Regions from separate parts of the Homo sapiens genome. Here regions 1 and 2 are each linked to region 3. Evidence: chromatin contacts called from ENCODE Hi-C or POLR2A ChIA-PET data. All regions are on one chromosome and are shown on one strand. Each heading gives the region's core, a stretch centred on a gene start or an enhancer-like site at or near the end of the contact. The rest is flanking DNA. Distances are from core to core; before and after follow the strand shown. Region 1 overlaps DAPK1 (death associated protein kinase 1). Region 2 overlaps DAPK1 (death associated protein kinase 1). Region 3 has its middle 160 kb from the start of DAPK1.

The links. A loop is a pair of places that touch in the nucleus more often than their neighbours do. ChIA-PET counts read pairs that join two places held with the same protein, here RNA polymerase II (POLR2A). Pooled maps may share reads with other maps.
Region 1: a loop to region 3 is called in a map of Caco-2, with 7 times the contacts of the local background. The contact joins two enhancer-like sites. A Hi-C loop is called at or near these places in 20 of 168 maps with a recorded cell type or tissue (CD4-positive, alpha-beta T cell, Caco-2, IMR-90 and 14 more) and 15 of 50 pooled maps. POLR2A ChIA-PET finds 5 or more read pairs at or near these places in 2 of 52 experiments (MCF 10A and WTC11).
Region 2: a map of Calu3 shows a loop between it and region 3 (3-fold over the local background). The contact joins two enhancer-like sites. A Hi-C loop is called at or near these places in 3 of 168 maps with a recorded cell type or tissue (Calu3, IMR-90 and PC-9) and 4 of 50 pooled maps.

The regions. Positions count from the first base shown.
Region 1 is chr9:87,641,527-87,644,999 of GRCh38, reverse strand. It overlaps DAPK1 (death associated protein kinase 1), which reads right to left. Exons shown (of 26, transcript NM_004938.4): 10 at 2,942-3,031; 11 at 1,532-1,624. Among named protein-coding and RNA genes, the nearest start is that of CTSL, 83 kb to the left of the region's middle. Within about 2 kb of position 1,524, at least 3 of the 41 ENCODE cell types and tissues checked have a DNase peak (open chromatin) inside an H3K27ac peak, as active enhancers do.
Region 2 is chr9:87,612,215-87,615,727 of GRCh38, reverse strand. The region is part of intron 3 of DAPK1 (death associated protein kinase 1); the gene reads right to left. Among named protein-coding and RNA genes, the nearest start is that of DAPK1-IT1, 61 kb to the right of the region's middle. Within about 2 kb of position 1,932, at least 6 of the 41 ENCODE cell types and tissues checked have a DNase peak (open chromatin) inside an H3K27ac peak, as active enhancers do.
Region 3 is chr9:87,336,141-87,339,524 of GRCh38, reverse strand. No RefSeq gene overlaps it. Among named protein-coding and RNA genes, the nearest start is that of DAPK1, 160 kb to the left of the region's middle. RefSeq lists a silencer at 2,888-3,057. Within about 2 kb of position 1,969, at least 5 of the 41 ENCODE cell types and tissues checked have a DNase peak (open chromatin) inside an H3K27ac peak, as active enhancers do.

The DNA of each region.
Region 1 (3,473 bases), core at 275-2,774, 310 kb before region 3:
TTCATGTGGGTTTTAGTAATATTTGTATAAAATGCATGTTTAAGAATGCTTTTCTATCACAATTGAAGTCAATGACTAAGAGGCGTTTACATGAAAGTGCAAGTCAAGAGAAATGGGGAAAACAGAAGGAATAAAGCAGATTGTTATGACTCATCCCCATGATTAGAATATGGAAATAAGGGAATCTGACCTCTGGGAGGGTATCTTTCCACCTGGAGCTCCTACAAGACCCTTGGTCCCTCTCCTACCCTAAACTTTTCACTGTGACACATGTATTGTCTCTCAGTTGAATATTCAGTGATTTCAATTTGCAATCTTTAATCATTCTCATTATCTTACCTAGAGTCACAGTTTTTATCTTTTCACTGGTTGTGCAGCCACCCTCTAACAATTCCCAAACAAAGCCTCCTCTTCTCTCTCTTCTCGCCCTAATCTGCTTCTCTTTTGCTTTTTTTTTCAAACATCTCCAATCCCATTTCACTCCACAAGGCTAGATGTGAAGCCTCAGTGAAGCTACTAACTTAAGGAGAAAAAAGGGGAGCTTGGTGTTTGCAGTTCCCACCCTGAAGTACTTGGCTCCACCGGGAAAATGCTGACTATTCAGTTAAAGGGGCAGGGTAGTTCCCGCAGGACAACCGTGGCTGCCTTGTCTGGAGTCCCCTTCACCTCCTGACTTAACAAAGCCCCGTTGTTTGATTGTCAGGGGAAAGTCTTGTTGAATTCGGACACTTCCACTCGTATCTGAAGAGCTTATCTGTGATTAGGTTTCAGTTTGGATTAGAGGGGAAAATAAAGAAAATAAAGGCTAGAAATTGGAAAATAAATGCATTTCTAATTACAAAGGAAAAATAACTAGAGAGTACCGAACAACAAATTTGATAAATCTTTGCCACTTTGTCAAAGTTCACATTAAAACTAAGAAAGTTGGAGTTACATTCAAGGGCCTTGGGCAGTCAACACCAGGCCAATCATGCAAGCAGGTTTGGCCTTCTGGTCTGCTAGGAGACACATCAGCAAGCAGCACTGCATTCTCCCTGATTCTCTGGTGTGGGTGTGTGGGAAGGGAGTGGCGGCTGTCTGCCCCTTCTGTGCTACTGTTAACCAAGATTCTTCTATGTCAGTGGCTACAGTTCATGAAAATTAGGATAAGCTCTTTTCTCTTCTGCTGGCTAGCCTCTCTTTTACCAAAATATCAGTGCGTGTGTCTCTATGTGTGTGCATTTGCTGTGCATGTGTGTATGTGTGTGTGTTGCGGGGGTGGTCTGTGCTTATGTTTGCATCGAGGTGGAGGGTAGTGTTAGAGGTATGGGGCTATGAGGGGGGACAGCACCATCCAAATCAAAGAGAAAAAAAGAGGAAAGAAGCAAGAGGGTGCATCAATCAGCACCCCCAAACCCCTCCGAGGGGATCAAGAATAAGCTTGCCATTTCCACAACTTCAGGTTCCTGGGAGGTTGAACAAATAGAACAGCTTGGTCATTCTGAGTACCCAGTGCTAAGAAAGGAGCACCAGGGCTCACGGGTTTGCTTACCAGAGTATCATCGCTTCTGGCAACACTCATGTTACTTCTGGACAGGAATGACCTGGATAATCTTTGGCACAGTGATATCAAGCGAACGGATTGCTTTTTTTTAAAAAAAAAAAAAAAAAAAGGGAGGGCGGGGAGGAAAAAGGCAGGGTGAGAGGAGGAGAGACAGCTTATGTAACAATTGTCAAATGAGTACAAACGACAAAGCCTGCGAGATCGTGTTCATTGCTATCAGCACACACTCTCCCAGGGTGGGCAATCCTACAGCAGAATGGGTTGTATTTGCTTAAAGAATAATTTTAAAGGTCTTATAAATCAAGACAACAGGATATAGAGATTCTCCTTCCATGTTTCATTATTGAACTACAGAGCTGGACACCCCACATCCTTTCTCTCTCTATATTTTCTTCTCTGCTGTTTGGAGAAGGTGATCTGACCCTTGCAGATCACCCTCAGAGAAGCACAGACTGCAGGGGCCTTGCTCTGTGTCCTTTGTGCCACATAAGCAGTGATGGTAGACAATGTGATAACCAAAACGCAACAGCTGTTGGAAGTGAACAGCTGGGGGACCTCTTAGTCTATAGAACAAACATCTCTGCATTTACTCTCTAAGGCAAAAGTACAGTTAAAGAATGAGAGCGAGAAAGAGAAATGGTTGCTCTCTCTCTATTTTAAGCCTAATTCTAAGGACTTTTGGGAATCTAGTGCTGTGGTCTTCCTCATCCCTACCACGGCACCCCAAAATTGGTAGGTGTGAAAACGAGGTACATTTCTGGCCCTGAGCTGGGAAGACACGGTAGGTACCCACTTCCTCTAGGTTTGACATGACCCTGGGCACAGGAAACCATCCCATCACCTTCTTAGCCCTGAAGTGTGATTTGTTCCAGGAGGTCTGCAATGCCTTCAGAGCAATGTCCTACCCAGCCCCTGTGGAGGCCATCCACACTGAGGAAGGAGAACAGGCCACCCTGCAAATGCTCACGGCCCCACCCCACCCCCACTCCAACCACTCACAGATAAAGGCTGGGCTGAGAGACCCACTTACCCAAGGTACAGCACAAATGTAATCTCATGCTGCTTACCACAAAGAATGAATTTATTTAAAATGTGGCTTGTAGTATTAGAAAAAAATTTCACTATAATTTTACAGTGCTGCTATAAAAATTTGCACTGAGAATAGTTTTGATGAAAACAACACAAAATTACATTTAATGGTATCAGTTAAAGTGACTAAAATATTGTTTTTGCTTGTTTTTCAAAATAGAGTAATGGTGCAGAACACTACAGGGTGGATTAAAAAGAGGAAAGGATGTATCTTCCATATTACCAGTATCAGAGGAGATGCACCCTGACCACACACTACTCTACACAGGAAACAGAATTTGTTAATCCCTCCACAACAAACAATCTTACTTTCCATTTTTTCCGGGCTGCAAACTTCTTGAATTTCTCCATGTTTACTGCTGATGCTTTTCTACTAAGTGCCTGTTGTGTATCTTTAGGCTAAAATAAAAATCCAAGAAAAAAAATTAAAGCTCTCAAATTATGAAAATGTGTTATATGACAATTTTTTGAAACATCTCCTTATTCAGGATGCTTACACATTCACCTTATTAAATTAGCATAAGAAGTTGGGATAACATGGAATACCTAGGCACCTAGTCTTAGCGGGCTCACTCTTCTATCTCAGGGTTTCGTATCATCCATGGACACTGGGGAGAAGTAGAGCTTGGGGTCAAACTAAATCACAACTTTCCACACTGATAGTTTGGGAATGGCAATATTCATGGTGAGGCTATGTTATGAGGCATTTGAACTTGGGTATCATCAAGTAATGTAGAGCTGAGAGGGATCTCAGAGGTCAGCAAAGTTAGTTTGGCCTATAGCAGGAGAATTCCTTGTATTGTATCTTTTTCAGTAGATGTATTTAGCTTTTGTCCTCCAC
Region 2 (3,513 bases), core at 683-3,182, 280 kb before region 3:
GAGGCGCCCACTGTGGCTGACTCAGAAAGGTAAAGTGAAGGGCAGTTTCCCTTTTCCTCCAAGGAAAGCCACTCAGTTGTTTAACCATATCCTCTCTTCAGGCAGTTTGGGAAGACCCATGCCTAAGTGCAAGTGCCTTAAAAGTAGTGAACGTTCTACCCTACATTTTTGAAATAATCAACTCTACTTGAATTTTCCTATCAAAATATTAGGGGAAACGTCAATGACACTTCTGTCGTCCAGGGAAGACCAGGTCCTTGAGCCCATTTCTATGTAACTCTGTTAATTGAATAGTGTTTGCATCTCACAGTAGCCATGCTCGGTCACTGCCTTCATTCAGAGGCTGGAAATGAAACTGACATTTCAACACGGAACAAGCACATATTCCCAGCGGTCCCGCTGGATCCCTGATGTTCCTCATTTGCATTGCAGTAATTTTGACAATATTAAAAACAAGTTACACACAGGGAAATAAAGAGTTGTTAAATAGAAGAAGGTGAGGTAATACTTGGTTATCTGGAAATACAAATTAGGAGGAAAAAGCAGTATGAGGTTGTTCTTGGAAGTATTTGCTTGTTAAACCACATTTTGCAAGGACGTGAGGCAGAAGGGGATGCTCTGAGGGGCTCAAGGACGTCTTGGGAAGACTGTCACTGACCTGCTTGCAGATACTGATCTAATAAAGCAATGCTCTCATGACCTGTGGCCTAGGCACTCTCCGTCTTGGAGTACCAGCTGGAGACGAACCATCCCCGGCTGCCTGTCTCCAACCCTCACTCCAGTCACCATCCCAGAATTCTGGGCACAGCAAGACCTGGATGTGGACTCCGTATGACCAGAGTGGGGGAAAGCCAAATGGAAGGTTTGAGTGGAGCCTGACCACCAAACAGGCAGTCCCAGGGCCTGGAAGGGACTTGGCTCTGGGTGGAGAGAGGCAGCTGCCTGGCCAGGATGGCGGCAGCCACAGTGCCGGGGAGCCCACGACAAGGATGGGGAACATACTGGAGCAGCGAAGAGAGGGAACTGGGCAAGAGGCAAAACCAGTACCTGTGAGGGGACAGCTAAAGCCGCAATTCCACAAAGTTCTCTTCCATTACACCCGCTTGATGTGCAGGTTGGGGAAGCAGTTGGCCAAAACAGGAAGAAGAAGATATGAGATCAGGGAGAGTTTCTAAGAGGAAGTATGAACAATTTGCAGGACCTGCACCACCCCAGAGAGTGATGCAGAAGAGTCTAGTCCCTGGGAAGGAGTCTAAGAATAGTCACCTGCCTGGAGCTGTGACTAAGCAGCATTGCCTCAGTTTCCCAAACTTTAACCACGATCATGGGTCTTTCTTGGAGATAAACAGAGATTCCAAATATTACTTATAGCTCATGTATTCAGCATGGAGAACATCATGGCAGATACTAAAGTTATGACTATATCCTAAAAACTACAGATCTATGAGCTCACAGATACCACATAGGGTTTGTTTGTAAGACTCCTATTGTCTCACTTTTTCTTAAGACCGTGCAGAAATCAAATAATCCACTTCAGTGAGTGAAAATACCTATTTAATAACATTAAGGGAACACTTTTCAACTGAACTGGCAAGAAGTGAGAGTATGGGGGAAGACACACACAGGGTTTTCTTTCTCAAGAGAATGCCTGGATGGAAAATAACCTATTTTACATGATTTAGCTCTGCTTTGAAAGGCAGAGACTGCTGCCAAATGCACTTTACTTCTCTGCTCTTGCCTAATAGTAGGTATCTGAGGAGCGGGATGCCAGAAGTGGAACCCACAAGAGCTCTTGAAATTACCTTTGTGAATAAAGACAAAAGTTCAAAAAGTCAAAAGAGCTGGCTCGAGCTCAGAAAAGAGAGAACAAATGTGGCAGCAAAAGAACGCATTGAGGAAGTCTGAGTGTGTGCTATTGTGGTTCGTGAGCGCCCAGAGAGAAGCAGAGACAGGGAGACTGAAGGGCTCTGTGCCACACACCCCATTTATCAGCTTCCCTAAGTCCCGACCACCACATTCAGCTCTGTACAATTTTTGCCACTTTTAAGATCCTTTGAAACTATCACTTTAATCACTGCATGTGTTTCTTCAAAGGCTCTTGCGATTCTGATCTTGCTGACCAAGGCACCATGTGTTCGTCTACATACATGCACCACGCTGACATACAATGAAAAACAAAGTTGTATTTGTATTCTGATTATTTTGCATCTCAGTTTGGTTATGAGAGAGTGAGCCAACTGAACCGTGATCCTACATAAAGTGACCTAATATTGCACAAATGTTTGAATACAACTTAGCAGTTGTTTGTGATGGGCAAACTGAATTCCAGAAATTATTAACTTAGCCAAAGTAAAACACAGAGCTAAAAAGGAGTTGTTCAATAGGCACAGCATTTCAGTTTTGCAAGACGAAAAGGTTCTAGAAATCTGTTGCACAACAATATGCATAGAATTAACACTGCTGTACTGTGCACTTAAAAATGGTTAAGATGGTAAACTGTATGTTGTTTTACCATGATTAAAAAAATCAGCAAAATTTACCTTTTTAAATATAAAAAATGCATTATTCACTCCACGCCCTGCACTTGGCTACAACCATAGCAGACTGCACTAATTAAATGGAATTTCCTGTCACAAAGAAAGAGAGAGAAAGCTAAATGGGGTTACTCTGTTTTAAAGATGTGCTTCGAAATGGAAGCAGAACAAATAAGGGGAGACATTTAGGATTGGAGAACCAAACTGGCTTGATTTCTCTGGAACAATCCACCATGCCAATACTTACTTGGCCATCTTAGCACTTTTACTTTATAATTCTTAACATGGTAACCTTTCAGACATGTGATCCAGAGCTACTCAGGTGACCATCCTGAAGCAGGCCAGAACCTGGTGATGTCCATTTCTTCCTTATCTTATGTTAGACTCCAAACCCCCACCCCCGCTCCAATCCTTCTCTGCTCAGGCTATCTGCAGGGAGTGAGATGTATGTATTGCGTCATTTTGCAGTTACCTGATGGCATTACCATAATTAGGCATTATGTTTTGTTTTGTTTCTAACTTGCTTATAGAATTTTAGATCAACATGCGAGTAGGCTCCCAGTCCAGGAAATCTAGTTTCTGTTAACTGGTGCCTCTGTGTTAGTTTCCTAGGCCTGCCCTAACAAAGGACCACACATGGGGTGGTTTAAAACAACAACCTGCTATCACATAGTTTTGGGGGCTGGCAGTCCTAACTCAGTACGTTGGTAGGGATGGTCCTTCTAAGGGATCTGAGGATGAATCTGCTCCATGCCTCTGTCCTAGTTTCTGGCAGGTTCCTTGGCGTATAGATGCTTCACTCCATTCCTCTGTCTCCACAGGGCCTTCTTATAAGGACACCAGTCCTATCAGATTAGGTTCTCTGTGCTATTCCAGTATGACCTCATCTTAACTAATTACATCTAAAACAATCTCATATCCAAAAAGGTCATGTTCTGAGATACTATGGTGCTACGGTTTGAATGTTTGTCCTCTCCAA
Region 3 (3,384 bases), core at 720-3,219:
TGGATCACAAGGTCAGCAGTTTGAGACCAGCCTGACCAACATGGTGAAACCTGGTCTCTACTAAAAATACAAAAAAATTAGCTGGGCGTGGTGGCGGGTGCCTGTAATCCCAGTGACTTTGGAGGCTGAGGCAGGAGACTTGCTTGAAACCGGAAGGCGGAGGTTGCAGTGAGTGGAGATTGCGCCACTGCTCTCTAGCCTGGGCAAAACTCCGTCTCAAAAAAAAAAAAAAAAAAACAACTTAAAATGTTGTTATTGTTAGTCAAAAAATTTCTTTTTTCTCTTAAATTTTGTTTATTTCTAGGGCTGCCATAACAAAGTGCAATATTCTAAGATTTTGTTTGTTAATTAACTTTCCAGTTCACAACTCACATTTCTTAACATTTCAAATGTAAAGTTAGCCTAGAACAGTTGTACATTCAGTACTATCAGAATTTACAAGCTTAATTCAACGACATCTAGTTTCAAATAGCTGCAGTACGTATTTTCTCTTTTCAATTATGCATTCACTCTCTATTCTGATTATTTCAAGTTATGCAAATCAAGCTAGAGAAGAGATTTAATTTAATCAACTGTGGGTTTGCCTACACGGATTTGAATATTAGCTGTCGTCTATATGTAAATGACAAGAGTGAAGAGAACCTGTTGCTAAGCACTGTGACCAATTCCTGATGCAGTCCTTGAAGGTTAACCTTGTCAGACTGTTAGGGAAACAAGAGCATAGGAGAGTCAGAGTCACGTCATTTGAAGTTCAGCTCCATCTTGACACTAATAAGGCACATTCCTTGCTGGTCACAACCCACAGCCCTAAGATGTTTACAGTTCAGAAAACAGCTTGATGATACCTGCAAGGACACACTCCTATGACAATGGAATGTCCAGATGTCCCAATATCCATAACAATGCATGCTTCTAAGGTAATTACACGTATGATTTGATGTATTTACACACTATATGACTAGGAGAGTTTTCTTTGAGTCAGCAAAAAATAAGCAATTTTGCCATGCTGTCAGCCCACCTGCACAGAGACATAGCTTATCTTTTGCATAGAAAAGACCCCCATGTAAGAAAAACAAAACAAAGATGAAGCGTTCCTCCTCTTGCTTTCTGAGGATCCCTACTCTGTAACTGCGTATCTTTCAATCAACTCTCTCTTCTCACTGCACTCTGCGACCCGCCTTACATTGTTTCCTGCGTGAGATCCAAGAACCCTCTTGGGGTCTGGATTCAGGACTCCCTTTTCTGGCAACAAGACCTCAAAGCCAGACTCAAAAAGTCAGATTGGTTGCGGGAGATTGCTCGGTGTGCTCTGGAGGAGGACACCTCCCCCCAGGTCCGGTGACTGGGGGGATTCTAAAAACCAGATGCTTTTTTAGACATCTGCCTGTCGTTTATGGTTTATGAGATAGAAAGATTGAACAGGAATATGAGAGAGGAGTGAGAGATCGTTTCTGCCTACAAAGAATTCTCCATTCACTCAAATGAAGCTGCGTTCTTTGCATTCCAGACCGAGAAAGGAGGCTAAGGTATCCATCCCCCGAGGAAAAATAGGAGACTAGATACTTGGCGCTGTTAGCAATCTGGGAGGAGCGAGAAACCTTCAAATCACACAAAGGGTCAAGAACAGGGAAATCATCAGCCGAGTGAGTTCTCAGCAGAGGACCACATGAGAAAGGTGGCCACCCCTCTAGCCAATCATAAACAGAAGACTCACTCCTTAAAGTGCGAACATGGCTCTTTGGTGGGGAGAAGAGATAAGAGGTGGATTTTTACGGGGTTTATAAACACACCATCAGCTCATCTTGAAGACGCAAGAGAAGTTTTCAGGCACAGATGTTGTTTTGCTTTAGGAAGCTAGCGATGTGTTCTTCACAGGAAAGCTGACCAAATCCCAGAATTAATTATTCATTGTCTCCTTCCCCCCTCCCCCCCACACTAAACTGGGTCAGGGAGAGAGTTTCATATTTGTGTTGCTGTTACAGCGCCAGCTCAGAAGTAAAATGATTGGCTGAGACTTGGAGCTTAACAATTAACGTTAAATACAGGCAGCTGGCTGTGTTTTGCTTAAAAGCCACAATCAAGGAATCTGGCAATCTGGAATTTTGTGATGGCTGATGCCTGTTTGTTTTTTTTCCCCCCCCATTTGCACAATTGCGAGTCTTCTGGGAACTTTTCTTTTACTGACACTATGGTTTTGCATGTTTAAAAAATTGGCAGACATCCTCGGAGGTAACGCAAGGTGCCTCGGTGCCATACACAGCCAAGGTGTGCAGTTCCGCGGCCGCATGATTCATAGTTCTGCTCTGTTTGGTAAAAACAAACACTGAAGACGCGTTATCAGTTTATTAGTACAATGTTTAATTGTGCTCTTTTTTTTTCTGTTCTCACTCCGTTAATTGCTCATAAATGGGAAAACAAAAAGGATTGAGTCCTTTTAGCGGTCGGGCTGCTCTGGAGGTGAACTGTATTCTATTGCTTCTAGGGCCACCTTGTGGACAACAAGTGTATTTAGAAATTAGACTTACAGGATGGATTCATTGGGAAAGCGTAGTAGACTGGTAATATGACTTTGGAATTCTTGGTTATAAAATCTAAGTATAATGATAATGACTTAGTTTTTATTAGAAGAACATTCCAGAAAATGTCCTAATTTAGGAAAGGCTAGTAATTGTGGCGAGTATGGAAATCTACCCATCACCATAAAATATATAATGATAATCCAGATTTTATATTTTATAGTTTATTATCAATCATCTAAATTTCCTTACAATTCTTTCATGTGCTGGGGGTGGAGAAAAACCCAGGAGAGAGAGAGAGAGCCTGTTTCTCAACTATCTCAGTATTTCAGATTTCTTGCTGTTTTCCTCACCCCGCTAGATGGCATCTGGCTGCATGAAAGAAGTGACATAACCTTGGGGTGGTGGGAGGAGATACTGTGTCCCTGAGCACCAGTCCTTCATCTGCTAGTTGCAGATGGGCTGGGCCTTCTATGGGTCTCTGCATGGAGCTTGTTGTGTGCAGCTGGTCCCTTCTGGCTGCATGTCAGGTAGGGGTCATGAGTCCCCATGTTCCACAGACCCCATAGCTTTGTGATCTTTGGTCAGCACAGCTAATCTCAGAACCTTTGAGGACACGTTTGTGGATCTTCTGCAGACCATGCATAGGCTCTGGGGCACCAGTAACATTTTCTCAGGATGTCTACGTAGATATCTTATTCACCATTGCTAGTCCTGCCATGTTGGATGTGAGGGTATACCAAAGACCCACTTCCCAAAGACAGGCTTGGGAGTTTCCAAGTTTACCCTAAGGTCGCAGAAAGGGATAGATATCAAAGACATTGGCAACCAACCTCTTCACTCTGTTTTTCTCTCTTCCCTCCCATGT